Regions from separate parts of the Homo sapiens genome. Here all the other regions are linked to region 3. Evidence: read pairs that join two places in POLR2A ChIA-PET (ENCODE). Cell type or tissue: GM12878. All regions are shown on one strand.

Region 1 (5,000 bases), 310 kb after region 3:
ACCCAAGCTGAGCTCTTTCTGCTATGGCTGAGGAATGAGTTCCCTTAGCACAGACATGGCTCTTAGGCAGCCACCATTGAAAGAAAGGGGAATCAATGTGAGAACAACAACTTATCTAAAACGTGAGAGTCAAGGCTGGGCGTGGTGGCTCACACCTGTAATCCCAGCACTTTGGGAGGCCGAGGCAGGAGGATCATTTGAGTCCAGGAATTTGAGACCAGCCTGGGCAACACAATGAAGCCCCATCTCTACAAAAAATTTAAAAAGATAGCCAGGTGTGGTGGCGTGTGCCTGTAGTCTCAGCTACTCAGGAGGCTGAGGTGGGAGGATCACCTGAGCCCAGGAGGCAGAGGTTGCAGTGAGCTGAGATTGTGCCACTGTACTCCAGCCTGGGCAACAGAGTGAGACTCTGTCTCAAAAAAAATAAAATAAAATAAAACGTGAGAGTCAGAAAAACAAATGTTCAGACTTGCTGAAAAGCTAATGCCAAGCTGGTGAGAGTGTTGTGGGAGTTTAAAGGTGGCAGAAGCTCTCCTCGGAGTTCCTGGAGAGTCCAGCAGAGATCAAGCACAAGACTGGAAAGGAAGGGGAGTTTGAGGAGAGAGCGGAGGGGCTGCAGGGAAGTAGCCAGCATTTATGAGCCCCCTGCCATGCACCAGGCCCTCGGGACTGGAGCATGCAGTTATCTCCTGTCATTTTCACAACGCTGTGGGTGCTGGGGAGTATTTTGTCCATTTGACCTATGCAGAAACTGGGACACCCAGGGTTTAAGCAGCCTCTCAAGATCTCAGACCACAGTCTACATGCTTTAAATATCAGGCTCCCCCACTCCCCTGTAAATGGGCACTGTGAAGCCTGCCATCAAGAGAACCATCAGTCTGCTTACTAGAGAGAGCACAGGGACATAGCATCCATATCAGGAAAGCTGTGTCGGCCAGCACATCACAGGAGGCCCAAGCTTTGTCTCTGTGGAAGGCTTAGCTCAGCCCCCTGCCCTATACACTGACTTCCTGCCTGCCCCCTGCTTTCCTTCAGCCCCGAAGGAGAGAGACCTGGGCTGCTTTCTCTGCTGACCTGCCTTTTGATATTCTCCTTAGGAGCTGCTGTGAAAACACAATGAAATTGGCCTTTGTCTCTGACTCTCTCTATTCAGTGTTTCTTTGAGGTTCTTGTGGGGCGGAAATATTGCAATGCTGAAGGCACCATTTGCTTCCTTTTACTTGTGGGCCCCCATGTGACCCCTTGGACATATGCTCCTCCCTTGCAGAAGCCATTGGAATCCCAAGCAGAAGGCCAAAATGCAGGGTCTGTCATGAAAGTGGTATAACTATTTGGGGGGAACTCTCCTGCTTTTCTTTCAGTTCAGGCAGATGAGGTAACAGCAGCATTTAACGTTTATTGCATGCTTAGGATGAACTATGTACTTCCCTTTTTTTTTTTTTTTTTTTTTTTTTTTTGAGACAGGGTCTTGCTCCATCACCCAGGCTGGACTGCAGTGGCATGATCTTGGCTCATTGCAAACTCTGCCTCCCAGGTTCAAGCGATTCTCCTGCCTCAGCCTCCCGAGTAACTGGCATGCCACCATGCCTGGCTAATTTGTGTATTTTTAGTAGAGATGGGGTTTCGCCATTTTGGCCAGGCTGGTCTCAAACTCCTGACCTCAGGTGATCTGCCCACCTCGGCCTCCCAGACTGCTGGTATTACAGGTGTGAGCCACCTTGCCAGGCCTATGTACTTCCTATAGATTGCTTAACAATCTCAATGCTACTAAAGCTGACACTATCATTATTTGTATTTGGTATGGAAGTAAACCAGTATTCAGAGACATTGAGTAACTTTTCCAAGACCATGCAGCTATCACCTGAGGTAGACCTCAAACACAGGTATCCCCAGCTCCAGAGCCTGTGCTCTTAACCCAGATGCTAGGAGAAAACCCCTGAACTGGGAATTTGGAGACAGTATCCCCACAGGGAGACAATTCCTTTTCCACAGATTTTGGAACAATCAAATGTGGGATAATGCTATCAGGAAGATGTTGCATCAGCTCGGGGCACCATCATCTCTGCATTCCTGATCAGCGACAGCCTCCAGGCTGGTCTCTCTGCCTCCAGCCTCTGCCTCCGCACTACAGAGTGTGAACTTCCTAAGGGACAGAGCTGGTCACGCCTGCCTCTGCCCTCCTCAGAGCCCCTCACTGGCCCCTTATCCTTCGGGTCCACACTAATGTGCATGGCTCTCGAAGCCCGTGCTCTGGCATCATCTCTCTGGCTAGGGCCTCAGGCTTAGCATCAGACTCAATTGGATTCAGATCCCCTCTACCTGCCCAGAGGAGTCAATGTAAGCAGGAAGTGGCCTCAAGAGATGTCCTGCATATTCCTGTATATTAGTCGGTTTTCACACTGCTAATGAAGACATACCGGAGACTGGGTAATTTATAAAGGAAAGAGGTTTAATTGACTCACAGTTCCACATGGCTGGGGAGGCCTAACATCATGGCGGGAGAGCAAGGGATATCTTACATGGCAGCAGGCAAGAGAGAGCTTGTGCAGGGGAACTCCCCTTTAAAAAACCATCAGATCTGGTGAGACTTATTCACTATCATGAGAACAGCATGGGAAAGACCCACTCCCATGATTCGATTACCTCCCACCAGATCCCTCTAACAACACATGGGAGTTGTGGGAGCTACAATTTAAGATGAGATTTGGGTGGGGACACAGCCAAATCATATTAGCATGTTTTATTTTTTTTTCCCCAATCATGCTGTATTCTTAGCGTAATTTTAAAATACTTAAAACAAGATCATGAGAAAATAAATGCCCAGATTCTAGCACCAAAATTCAGAAGGGGGGGCTATGAGAATGAGGGGCGGGGAGAAGCCTTCCTGAGAGTTTCTAAGAGGCATGGAGGCAGTGGGGATAGTGATTAGCTCTGGGGGAAGAAGAGGCTACTGGCTGGAAAAGGGCATGAGGTAGGGTTGGTAATCACCTACTGTTTTATCTGAGTGCTGGTCACACAGATGTGTTCACTTTAGGAAAATGTATTGAGATTACACTTGTGATTTCTGCATTTTTACATACGCACATTAACTCAGTCATATGCTGATAAATGTTTAACAATGGGTTTGCTGGAGAAAAAAGGGTCCCCCGGATTTGTAATGTCTGCCCATTTCCGTGGTGTAAATACTCCCTTCACAACTGATTTCAAGCTTCCCATGCACTGTAACTGAAGACAGAGTTGGGAAGATACGTGCAGTAGCACAACATTAAATCATATTTCCACCATATACACACAATAGGTGTAAATAACACCCAGAGCATAGAAAATAATCAAATGTAGTAAAATAATCAAGAAGCAATGAGTTTTAAATATTTATTTATTACCTTTCTTTATAATATAATTGTAACTAGAAGTTTATTTAATTTTTAATAAAGCTGTGCTTAACATAAAACTCCTGAAAAGTTAACAGTCAGCTGTTGTGAGCCAGTTTGAGCAGGCTCCAGGACACTATTGGTATAAACACCCATAATTTCTGTCCCCAGACTCCCCTCTCCCTAAAATACTAGTTGTCACACTCTCCTGCTATTGCCATCTTCATCTCTGGGCCTTTCCAGGGGCTGTTTTCTCTGCCAGGTCTCCTTTCTTCTTCCCCAAGGCCTTCCTTCCTTACCCTTGCCTTCAATTCTCATCTAAGAAGTTACTTGCTCCAGGAAGCCATTCCTGGCTAGCAAAGGTCCAATCATGTGCGTTCTTACAGTATGGGACACTTACCCATGTGTTGCCTTTTTCTCTTTACTTGTCTGGCTTTCTGTAGACTGAGTTCTGAGGGCAGGAACCAGGTGTCAGTGGCTCCCTTGGCACTTGGCACAGTCCCTGGTATAGCGAATGTGCTTGGAGAACATTGAATGGATAGATGGATGGATGGATGGATGGATGGATGGATGGATGGATGCATGAGTGGGTGGGTGGATGGATGGATTGATGTATGGATGGATGGATGGTTGGATGGATACAATTTCCTACAAGTCATTAATCTTTGCACCTATTTATCCCCAGAAGAAATTCCTAAGACCTTAGCACTTCAGCCCCCATCCCTGCAGACTTTGGTCTAGCACTCCTAATTCTGTCTAAGGCACTGGGGTGGGTGGCACTCTCAAGACTAACCTTGGTCACTCCCCAGTTACTCCCAGCTATTCTTTGTGATGCTCAAGTGCCCCTTTGTCCAATGATAACTGGGTTTAACCCTGATTCAGAGAGAGGATCAAAGACAAAAACAATAAAAAGCTACTGATTACTGTCCTGATCCCAGGCCCTGGCTGGTTTAGGTAAAGTTATGTTGCAATGGGAAGGAGAAGGATTGCCCTATTTTTAGAGCCACAACAAAAAATTCATACTGTAACAAACTGCCAGCCTTTGGAAGAAAAAAAAAATTAAATATTTATTTACTACCTTTGTTTATAATATAATTTATTTAACTATAAGTTTATTTAATTTTTAATAACAGCTGTGCTTAACATAAAGCTCCTGAAAAGCTAACAATCAGCTGTTTTGAGCCAGTTTGAGCAAGCTCCAGGACACCGTTGGTATAAACTCTCTGTCCCCAGACTCCCCTCTCCCTAAATAAGAATAAGAACCCAGGTTTTGGATCTAGACAGAGCAAGGTTCAAATCCTGATTTGGCTTTTTATCTGCTGGAGACCTTGGGCCTGTGACATCACCCCTCTGAGCTTCCAATTCATCATATATTAAATGGAGATAAAGAATGTAGCCAATGTCAGGATTTTGATGAGCATCAATTAGGATATGTGGAAAAAGCCTGCCAAGCAGCTTGCCCAGAGGAAATGCCTCTTAATTATCAATTTGATGCAAATCAATAAGCCATTGATCTCTCACTGGGTCAATGTTATAGATTCTTCTTGGAAAAAAAATTAAAAGTATCTTCAGAAACGAAGGCTCAATCACACAACACCTGGGAGAACTACAGCTTACAGGGGTAATGAG
Region 2 (5,000 bases), 130 kb before region 3:
TTTGCCCAAATCAGGAGCATTTCTTTGTCCCGAAGGCAGGAATTGAAAGCATGCAGATGGTCACAGGGCCCAGGAAGGCAATGGACACAAGGGAGGGGCTGCGTTGAGGCTGGTGGACTGGAGGCAGATGCTCTGTCTGGTGGACCCTGCTGCTTTTCTCCTCCCAGCCAGTTGGGAGCACTGGCCAGCACTACTGGGGCTCCTGATTTTTCAAAATCAGGAGCACCTTTATATGAAGTCTATTTTTAGATGTTATTTTGAGATGTTGGCAACCAATTCAACAGATTTCAAAGACTATGAGCTTCCAGAGTTTGATCTGTACCCAAGGTCTAAAGCAATTTGCAGTAGTTTTACTAGTTTAAAACAAAACAAAACAAAACAGAAAAACACTAGCAACAAACTTGTAATAAATGAGGGAACTGTTTCTTTGTTTTCTTTTTGCAGACTGGTATAGGGGATACCTCATAAAGCACAAAATGTTACAGGTAAGGTCACCTGGTTTTTATTTGTGTCAGTACTGGAGGTCTTCATATGGCCCCGCTATCCCATCTGAGCAGGTCTCTCCCACCATTGCTCCTCAGCAAAGGGAATCCATCTCTCCCTCCTGTGCCCTGTGCTCTCTGACCTCTGTGCCTTGTCACTCGCTGTGCTCAGCTCCCTCCCACTTTCCCTCATTCTTTAAGGTTCATCTCTGGTGCCATCTCCCTGCAACTTTTCCTGATATGCCACTCACTTATGATTTCTCCCTTCCTCGAGTCTCTGTGGAATTGTGCGTTATAAATTTGAAATTTATTCTACTGCCTTCCTTTAGAGTTGTTTGCAGCATTCAGTCATCTCCTCATCCGTATACCCAGGTCAACACAGAAAGGACAGGCCTGATTTCTACTTTTGAGGGGTTCTCTTGTTCTAACCTCACATTTCACTATTGTCTCCATGAGAGCAGGCGCTTGCTTTGCTTGTCTCATTTTCTCTCACAGCACCTAGCACAGTGACCAGATGTCCCCAGTATGCACATTGGTTGCATTTATGAAGGGATTTCCAAGTAATTGATAAACTTACCTTGTTAACTGAGCCAAATGTATGGAGTAAGGAAATAATAGAAGCTTCTTCCTTCTTCCCTGACATGCTGTGTCGGGAGGGATGGTCCTATTCTGCTCTCTCAAAGAACAATGGAATAAATGCAGGCAGAATAGGTCTCAAATCGAACTAGCCCAAATGCACCTAGGAACATTGTTGCTTCAGGACCAGTTATTTCTGACCTTCCAGTTGTTCCTGACTGTGAAGGGTGACCGCTTTCCGGAATCGGGCAGGCAATGGGAGAAGCAGAGCTCCTCGTCTCGCTTAAAGTCAGTGAGTGGTTTAGGTTGTCTTTCAAACGATACTGTCTTATAGCCCACCTGCAGGATGAGTGGCCATAATGGGTTGGAGCATCCCTTGGGATCTAGGGCTATGGTGAGATCTAGGGCTATTGTGGGATCTAGAGCAACTGATGGAGAACTGGAGGGAAAGCCAGATCTAAACAAGTAGATTTAGAATCCAGCCCCTGTTCTATCTGGCTCTGGGTTTATTCCTTTAAAGTCTGGGGATTTTATAAGCCAGTAGCTTTTGGAAAAAAATTATAAAGACGTAGGGTCATTCATTTCTGTGGTGATATATCTTTTTATTTTATTTTGTTTTGTTTTGTTTTGTTTCCAACAGGGCATTTTTCCTAAGTCATTTATCCACATCAAGGAAGTGACAGTTGAGAAAAGAAGGTATTTGCCATTCTTCACCAGACTTGAGCCTCCAGTGGCTCATGGATGTCTCTGTCCTGTTTATTTTGAAAATCTGACTTGGAAGAGCTGAGGGTTGCTCAGCTTATCTTCTTTGTGCCTGTGTATATTTGTGGGTCTCCTTTCCGTTACTCAATGGGAGATCTAATCCAAATTGATTCATACTGAGATCTGACTCTGAGGGGGTATTAGTTTGGAGAATCAAACTTTTTGCTGGCAGCTACCTTAGAACTGTATTAAAGTAGATTAATCCTAAATAATGAGCCCACCCTAGCGAAGGAGGACATAACAAAGCAAGTCCCTTGTATTTGCATAATGTAGTTGGTGTGGCTATTGGAGGTGTTTTAGTCTAATGTCAGGAAGGCCCCTCCGCAGCTGCAGCTTAATGCAAATTTGTTGGTGTTTTATCTTGTTAGCACCTGGGTCTCAATTTCACACCACTTTTTCTCCCACCTTAAATAGAAATACTGAGAACATCATTCCTGCAGAAATTCCTCTGGCACAAGAAGTGACAACGACACTTTGGGAATGGGGAAGCATCTGGAAACAACTCTATGTGGTGAGACTCAGAACTCTGCTCCCTGAGTTGGAAGCTTCTTGCAATCTTCAGTTTGGTTCCAGTTTTCATTTTAGCATTGAGTCAGGCAGGTGGAGGTGGCTTTGGTGACATAGCAGAGCGCACACTATTACGTGTGAGGACATCAAGGCCCAGAGAGGATCAGGGACTTTCTCAAAGCCACAGAGCTAGTGACAGAGCCATAATCAATGGAGTCTACTGTGAACCTTCGGTGTTTAGTGCAGAAGTTGTCAAACTTGAGCATGCATAAGAATCACCTTAAGAACTGTTAAAAATAAAGCTTCCTCCCAAGGGGTTTAATAATCTGCATTTTTAATAAACTCAGATTTGATTTGCTAGTCTGCTGATAACACATTGAGAAATACTGTTCTTATACTTTAACCAATGGCTATTGTCCTCACATCTATGAAGAAGTTTTGACTTTGGAAAAACAAAGAATATATTTTTGCATTTGTTTTCCCTGTTTTGAAGCAAATCTAATTTTAAATCCTCCTTTGATGCTCTAAAGCTCCTAATGAAAGCAATTAGCTAAGCAAACCATTAAGCTGAGAGTGAAAATGTCAACCAAGGCTTACTGCATGTTTATTATGGCACCGTGGACACCTGCTGGTGTATGCACAGGATTTGTAGACTTACCTTTCGTGGTCTTAAATGTTGACTCCCATGTGGACATTTCATAATATGAAGATGTAATTGGCACACTCAATTTTACATGTTTCTCAAAGTTTTTAGAAAAGTGTAGGGGAAAAATAGTATCCTTGTGGCTAAAGCAATTTTTTGTTCATCTCCACTATACGCTGACCTTTTTTTTTTATTTATTTTTTATTTTTTTGAGATGGAGTCTCGCTCTGTTGCCCAGGCTGGAGTGCAATGGCATGATCTTGGCTCACTGCAGCCTCTGCCTCCTGGGTTCAAGTGATTATCCTGCCTTGGCCTCCTGAGTAGCTGGGATTACAGGTGCCCGCCACCACGCCCAGCTAATTTTTTGTATTTTTAGTAGAGATGGGGTTTCATCATGTTGGTCAGGCTGGCCTTGAACTCCTGACCTCAAGTGATCCACCCACCTTGGCCTTCCAAAGTGCTGAGATTACAGGCATGAGCCACCACGCCCGGCCTACTACCCCTTTTAAAACATCACAATCACACGTACCATTGAAGCTTGGCATTTTCCCTTAGGAAATCTTTGAATAGCAGTAAGTCCATTTACTCTAGTCAGGAGATCCTTCAACATCTAGTACTTCGGTATCACATTCCTGATTCTTGCCATATCTGCATACAACCTGTGTAATATTTACTTAATAGCTGCTTTGGATCTCCTTTCAGTAAACCTGAATCTATAGACATAAAGAATGAGATAGCATGCTGCATCATTCCAGCAGTTCTTGATTCCCCGTCACCAACTAGATGCCCCACAATTCAGTTCAACGCTGACTACCCAGGGTTACTGCCAGACTCCATGGGTTTAAAGCCTCAATCCCACAAGATTGCCCTCACTTTAGATGCCAGTCGCAAGTCCTGGGTTCCCAGGTTACCTGAACTTCTGTTGGACTTGGCTATAAATTCAGGGATTCTCACTACCCCTCCCTGCCTGGGCACCCCCTTTTTTCACTTCCAGTTTCATAATTTGTTAGAACAACTCAGAGAACTCAGGAAAGTGCTATACATGTGATTACGGTTTTATTATAAAGAATGTAATTCAGGATCAGCCTTGTGGAAGAGACACAGGGCTAGGCATAGAGGGGCATAGAGCTTCCGTGTCCTCGGCACACCACCCTCCCAGCACATTGATGTGTTCACCTTCTGGGAAGCCCCTCAAATGTTATTAACCAAGAGTTTTAATCAGAGTTTCATTACACAGGCATGATTGATTAAATTATTGGCTATTGGTGCTTGAGCTCAATCCTCAGTCCCCCTCCCCTCCCAGAGGTTGGGGTGGGGCAGGTGGAGGGGAGTGGGGCTAAGTTCCAACCCTCTAATCATGTGATTGGGGGTTTGGTTCCTAGTTGGTTCCTCTGCAACCAGCCCCTCATCCTGAAGCTATCTAGGGGCCCACCTAGAATCACCTCATTAGCATAAACTCAGGTATCATTGAAAGGGGATTGTTAGGAATAACAAAATACATTCTTATCACTCTGGTCATTGCAGGAGTTTTAGGAGCACTGCTTCAAGAACCAAGGACAAAAATCAAGTGTGTATATATATATATTTTTTTGTTGTTGTTTTTTTAATTATACCACCCACACTTTCCCAAATGGAAAGACAAAAGTACTTGACACAATTAGAAGAACATTATTCATCTAAATACAATGAAAACAAGATAACATTATTTTTATAAAAAAAAATTTAGAGACAGGGTCTTGCTCTGTCACCCCCGCTGGAGTGCAGTGGGACCATCATAGCTCACTGCAGTGCTAAACTCCTGGCCTCAAGCTATCCTCCCGCCTTAGCCTCCGGAACATGCTTGCTATTGTACCTGTCAAAAGCTCTGAGTCCAAACCTTTTCTCTCTGTTTGTTAAAAAAGACATTAACAATATGTGAGAGGTGTTAGAGACATATTACTATGAAACTGCAACTTTCTCTTTCCCTTACACAGAAGGATGGAAATGGAGTGGGAGAGAATCACCTAGGGATCCATGTTGTTTGACCTTGT
Region 3 (5,000 bases):
TCCTCCTGATGATGTAGATATCCTGGACTCAGACTAGGGCTAAGTTGATTACATTGTGAAATATTGATACTGATGGATAGCAGCTGGAGTCTAAAGATAAAAGTCAACGGCTTGCTCAGCAGGCCTACTTTTCCTGTGACTAACCCCCATTGCTGTGAAGGATGGCTAGGGGACTGGAGTTAATCATGTTAGCATTTTGTCTCTGTGTGTCTTGTTGGCCAGGCTTTCTCAGAATGTGGGTATAGACATTATTGCAGCCTTTTAAGATGGCTTGTCCACGTACTCACGCCCTAGTTTGCAGGGGTGGGAGGAGGAGTTTCCTATGCCTAGACAGCAAGAAAACTCTCGTGTCTGCTTTCTTAGCTGATTTACTTCGGTTTTGTTTCTTCAGTTACCTTCTGAAATGACAAAAATGATTAAGCCTCTTCCTGGATGAGCAGATTGCTGGGGCTCAGATTCCAGAGATAGGGTGTGGAGTAGGATGGTGGTAGGGAGATGCCTGTGGCCGTGAAGTTACTGTGTATTTTGTAGACGTCATTCAGAGATTAGCTGGGGACGGAAACCAAAGGAAAGTCTCAGTGGGAGTAAGTGGAGGGCTTCCAAAGGGCTGAATCTGCAGAAGATAAGCCAGATGGGGTGGTGAAGACTGAGAGGTAGTGATTAGACCCAGGCCTGGAATTCTTAAGCATTGGAAGATGGAAGGAGGGTGCTGGATCTGACCCAGGTTCCTCTGGCAGCTCCTCTTTGTCCTTGAGTAATGTCCAGGAGGTATTCAGTCCTTAGATGGGACTGGCTTCAGAGGACTACATAGACCCAAACAACCAATACATTTTTTTCTAAGCATTTGTGTGAGCATTGCCCCTTTCTCTCTCCTCCCTAGAACATCCTCAGAGAAGAGCTTTCTGAATGAACTGTGTCTATTATTGACTGTAATTCGAAAACTCTGCAGAGCAATGTTCCTTTACTGGTCAGATCCATAGTCAACCATTATGATCAATTTCCTTGCATACTGTCTTCTCCTGTCTCTTCCTTTCTACACTTACCATCCCAATTAAGCCGCTTCTTGTCTTATTACTACATATGCATAGCTTGCTTCATTCATTCATGCAGAAATATTAATACATATGACATACCCGGTGTGCGCTAGGCACTGGGAACAAGAAAACCTATCCCCAATATATAACGACTAAAATCTAGATGCATATTTGGGGTACAAGAGCTACAAAGTGTGTGTGTGTGTGTGTGTGTGTGTGTGTGTGTGTGTGTGTGTGTGTGCGCGCGCGCGTGCGCGTAAGCATTTTTGTCAAGGAAGCCTACACAAAGGAGGTGAAGCTTCAGCTAGTGTTCAGTGGTGAATAATTAATGATCATATCTCTATTTGTTGGTTTCTAGGCACTGTGCTAAATGCAATCTGCGCATTCTCTCTGCTCACCCTGATCCTAGATACTAAGGCTTATTATTCCCATTTTAGAGATGAAAAACCTGAAATTCATAGACTTCATTAGCATTCAAGGCCAAATAAATAGAGCAAATAAATGTCAGGGTCAAAATTCAAACACAGGTCAGTCTGATTCAGACTCTGTGTAATCACAGGCATAGGGGATACAAAGGCATGGTCTTTTTCTTTCTACTCCTACCTCATTTAATGGAAAGACAGTATAATAACCAAAAGCTTAGATATTCTAGATTCATTCAGATGATGATGTTAGGGTGATGATGTTTCTATAAGGACATTCAGTAGCCAGCTGTTGAGCTGGTTCCAGTCTTAGCTATTTGATCTTTTTAAAAATTGTTTTTTTAAAGGGAGATTTCAGTCTTACTCATAGTGTAGAAACATGAGGGTTTGTCTATTATTTCTGTGGTAACATCCTATATAATGTTGCCTCAGCCAGGGAGGTTGATCATGCCTGTGATCCCAGCATTTTGGGTAGCCCAGGGAGGAGGATTACTTGAGGCCAGGAGTTTGAGACCAGCCTGGGCAACATTGCAAGACCTCTGTCTCTACAAAAAAAAAAAAAAAAAGGAAAGAAAAGAAAAGAAATTTGCCGGGTGTGGTGGCATGTACCTATAGTCCTAGCTGCTTGAGAGGCTGAGGTGAGGGGATTCCTTGAGCCCAGGAGTTCAAGGTTTCCATGAGCTATGATCTTGCCACTGCACTTCAGCCCAGGTGACAGAACAGACCCTGACTCTCTGTCTTAAAAAAAAATTTGCCTCTTTCTGTTGAAAAGCCAATCCACAGTGTTTTTTACATTTTAGTAATGCTCAGATCCCTTTAAATGGGGAAAAAAATGTGGGTCCTTGGGAATATGCCAGTGGCCCCCAGTTTGGGGGATCCAGTTATAATGTGCTAATTGTCAAGTTCCTGGTTTGGTGGAAAGATGGCCCCAGTTCACAGTTATTTGTGAAGTAGGATGCTGAGGCTCTGCCCATCCCAGGGGAGTGGCCCCCTAGAGCTCTACCCTGACAGGCTGTCACCCTTTTGCACATTCCCTGACATCAGACACTGGTGAGAAGAGGCTGCTTGCTGTCTTACACACCCTCGATACTTAGGGCTTCAAAGCCAAGAAGTGAGTGGGAGGCTCTGAGCTCCCCGTGGGGGATTGTGGCATCTGGACTTGAGGTGTGTGGGAGGTGCGTGTCACTCTTTACCGCCTCTGAGTGCAGTGCTCTTATAATGAATTCTGACTGTGGGGACTAACCCACCCCTTTCTCCGGGTGAGCAACTGTCTTTGCTGGATGAGTTATTAAATACTGTTATCACCATTGAATTTGGTAGAAATTTTGATGCTTTTGGTGAGCTTCACATCTCACCTCTCCTGCTCATGAAGATGGAAATCTCTCTTCTTTTCTCAAAAGCTTCTTCAATGAATAGGAGGCATTCAGTAGCCATGATTACTTTGAGCTAAACTGAAAATGAGAGGCCCAAAAGTACCTAAATTTCTCATGTTCTAATATATAGCGGCTCTCAACATTGCCTCATTGCCTGCATAGTCATATCACCTCGAGAGTTTTTTTTTTTTTTTTTTTGAGCCAGGTTTCTGCTTCTGCCTCCTGAGTAGATACAACTATAGGTACCAGCCACCACACTTGGTTAATTAGTTAATTAATTAATTAATTTGTAGAGATGGGGTTTCACTATATTGCCCAGGCTGGTCTCAAACCCCTGGCCTCAAGTGATCCTCCTGCCTTGGCCTCCCAAAGTGCTGGGATTACAAGCCACCCGGGGAGCTTTTTAAAAGTCAAACTAGCAGGAGTCAGCCAAATGGGTAGGAAGATGGGGTGGGTCCCCGGTGAAACCCCATCTCCAAGCCGAAGAGTTTAAAACCTGAAAGTCAAGCTGTATGTTAAATCCTCAGACTGGATTGAGAACTTGTCCTACCATTTGGCACACTTTCCTCTGATTGATCCCCACCCTTCGCTTATTTTACATAAACTTACCTTTTCCTAATTGGTTTTCTACACTGTCATGCCCACCTTTGAGTGGTGTCTTCCCTTTAACCTTTTTTTGCGTACTAACAAACAAATCGGCAGTCCCCATTCTGAGTCTATAAAAGGCCCCAGACCCAGTCACACAAGGTGTGGGGAGGGACGGGGAGGGGACAACTTTCCAATCTTGGGGTAGGGGAACCAGTGCCCCACCTCCACCCCCCACCATCCCCCCGCCCCCCCACTGAAAGCCGTTTTCACTGCTCAAGAAAATTATTCTCCGCCCTCCTCACCCTTCAATGCCCCACGTATCCTCATTCTTCTTGGGTGCGGCACAAGAGATCCGGAACCGCTGAATATGGGTACAAGCTATAACATAGTTGGTGAGCTGGATGGGCTGAGTGAGACCTGGGCAGGGCGTCACTGGCTGGGGGTCCCCGGCTTGCAAAGCGACTGAGAAGAAAAATCTTGCATCAAAAGCAGTAATACCTAGGCCCCTGTCCCAAGTATTCTGACTGAATTGGTCTGGGGTGGGTGGGGCACTGCAATGAAAAGGTGATGATTACCAGGTGATGCTAACTGTCAGCCAGCATGAAGAGCCACAGGTGTTGAGCAGGTCTCAAACCTGAGCAGGCACCCCCAGTAACCTGGAGGAGCTGTTAAAACACGTTTCTGATCATTAGTCTGGACGGTGGGGTCCTGGCGTCCAGTAACTTATTTTTCTAGCAAGTTCCCAGGTGCTGTTGATGCTACCAATGTAGAGGCCATGCTCAGAAACCATTGCTCTAATATGACCTGTCTTTTTTTTTCCTTTAGTATTCACTGGAAATAGAGGAATAGCTGGGCTCATTCTCAGTTCTTTACCTTCTTAATTTAAGAACCCTGTCCAGTCTATAAAATCTAGCATCTTCCGGCTGGGTGCATGTGGCTCACGCCTGTAATCCCAGCACTTTGGGAGGCCGAGGCGGGCGGATCACGAGGTCAGGAGATCGAGACCATCCTGGCTAATACGGTGAAACCCCGTCTCTACTAAAAAAATACAAAAAATTAGCTGGGCGTGGTGGTGGGCGCCTGTAGTCCCAGCTACTCTGGAGGCTGAGGCAGGAGAATGGCGTGAATCTGGGAGGTGGAGCTTGCAGTGAGCCGAGATCATGGCACTGCAATCCAGCCTGGGAGACAGAGCAAGACTCTGTCTCAAAAAAAAAAAAAAAAAAAAAAAAAATCTAGCATCTTCCAATATGCATTTAATAAACCACAAAATGGCAAATATTTCAAACACATTAATTTGTACTCATGAATTCATCTTCATGGGATAGAAGGGACATGGAATATGCAAAGATCCAACTTTGAAAATCCAGACTGTAGAATGTGCTGTTTGCTTTCTACAGGCACCAACTTCTCAAAATTGAACACTTAGATGAAAACTAATAAAAAAGGCCCCCAGAGCAAATGTTCTGGATTTTTCTCCTGGTTGTTTGGACCTTCTCTGCTGACAAGAGCATAGCCATTTTTACTGGCTTTTAGTTGGCATCATGGAACAACCCATTGATGTTCCATGGAACATCCAAGAATAG

The links. ChIA-PET counts read pairs that join two places held together with the same protein. Peaks named below come from ENCODE experiments on the same cell type or tissue, not always from the same donor. Only the 100,000 strongest peaks of a DNase experiment are listed, where the experiment ranks them.
Region 1: POLR2A ChIA-PET joins it to region 3 with 5 read pairs; 2 of 35 experiments call an interaction of 5 or more read pairs at or near these places.
Region 2: POLR2A ChIA-PET joins it to region 3 with 6 read pairs; 1 of 35 experiments calls an interaction of 5 or more read pairs at or near these places.

What each region holds. Positions count from the first base shown.
Region 1 is chr5:170,112,348-170,117,347 of GRCh38, forward strand. No RefSeq gene overlaps it. Among named protein-coding and RNA genes, the nearest start is that of FOXI1, 9.0 kb to the left of the region's middle. In GM12878, no CTCF peak of the experiment used is centred here; no DNase peak of the experiment used is centred here.
Region 2 is chr5:169,668,844-169,673,843 of GRCh38, forward strand. It overlaps DOCK2 (dedicator of cytokinesis 2), which reads left to right. Exons shown (of 52, transcript NM_004946.3): 3 at 445-485; 4 at 1,699-1,754; 5 at 2,235-2,331. Among named protein-coding and RNA genes, the nearest start is that of DOCK2, 34 kb to the left of the region's middle. In GM12878, a CTCF peak has its summit at 2,946; a DNase peak (open chromatin) is centred at 2,428; H3K4me3 peaks cover 1,196 bases; H3K27ac peaks cover 3,124 bases.
Region 3 is chr5:169,803,212-169,808,211 of GRCh38, forward strand. All of the region lies in intron 26 of DOCK2 (dedicator of cytokinesis 2), which reads left to right. Among named protein-coding and RNA genes, the nearest start is that of DOCK2, 170 kb to the left of the region's middle. RefSeq lists enhancers at 2,110-2,159, 2,290-2,339, 4,974-5,000. In GM12878, no CTCF peak of the experiment used is centred here; a DNase peak (open chromatin) is centred at 2,550; H3K4me3 peaks cover 883 bases; H3K27ac peaks cover 4,116 bases.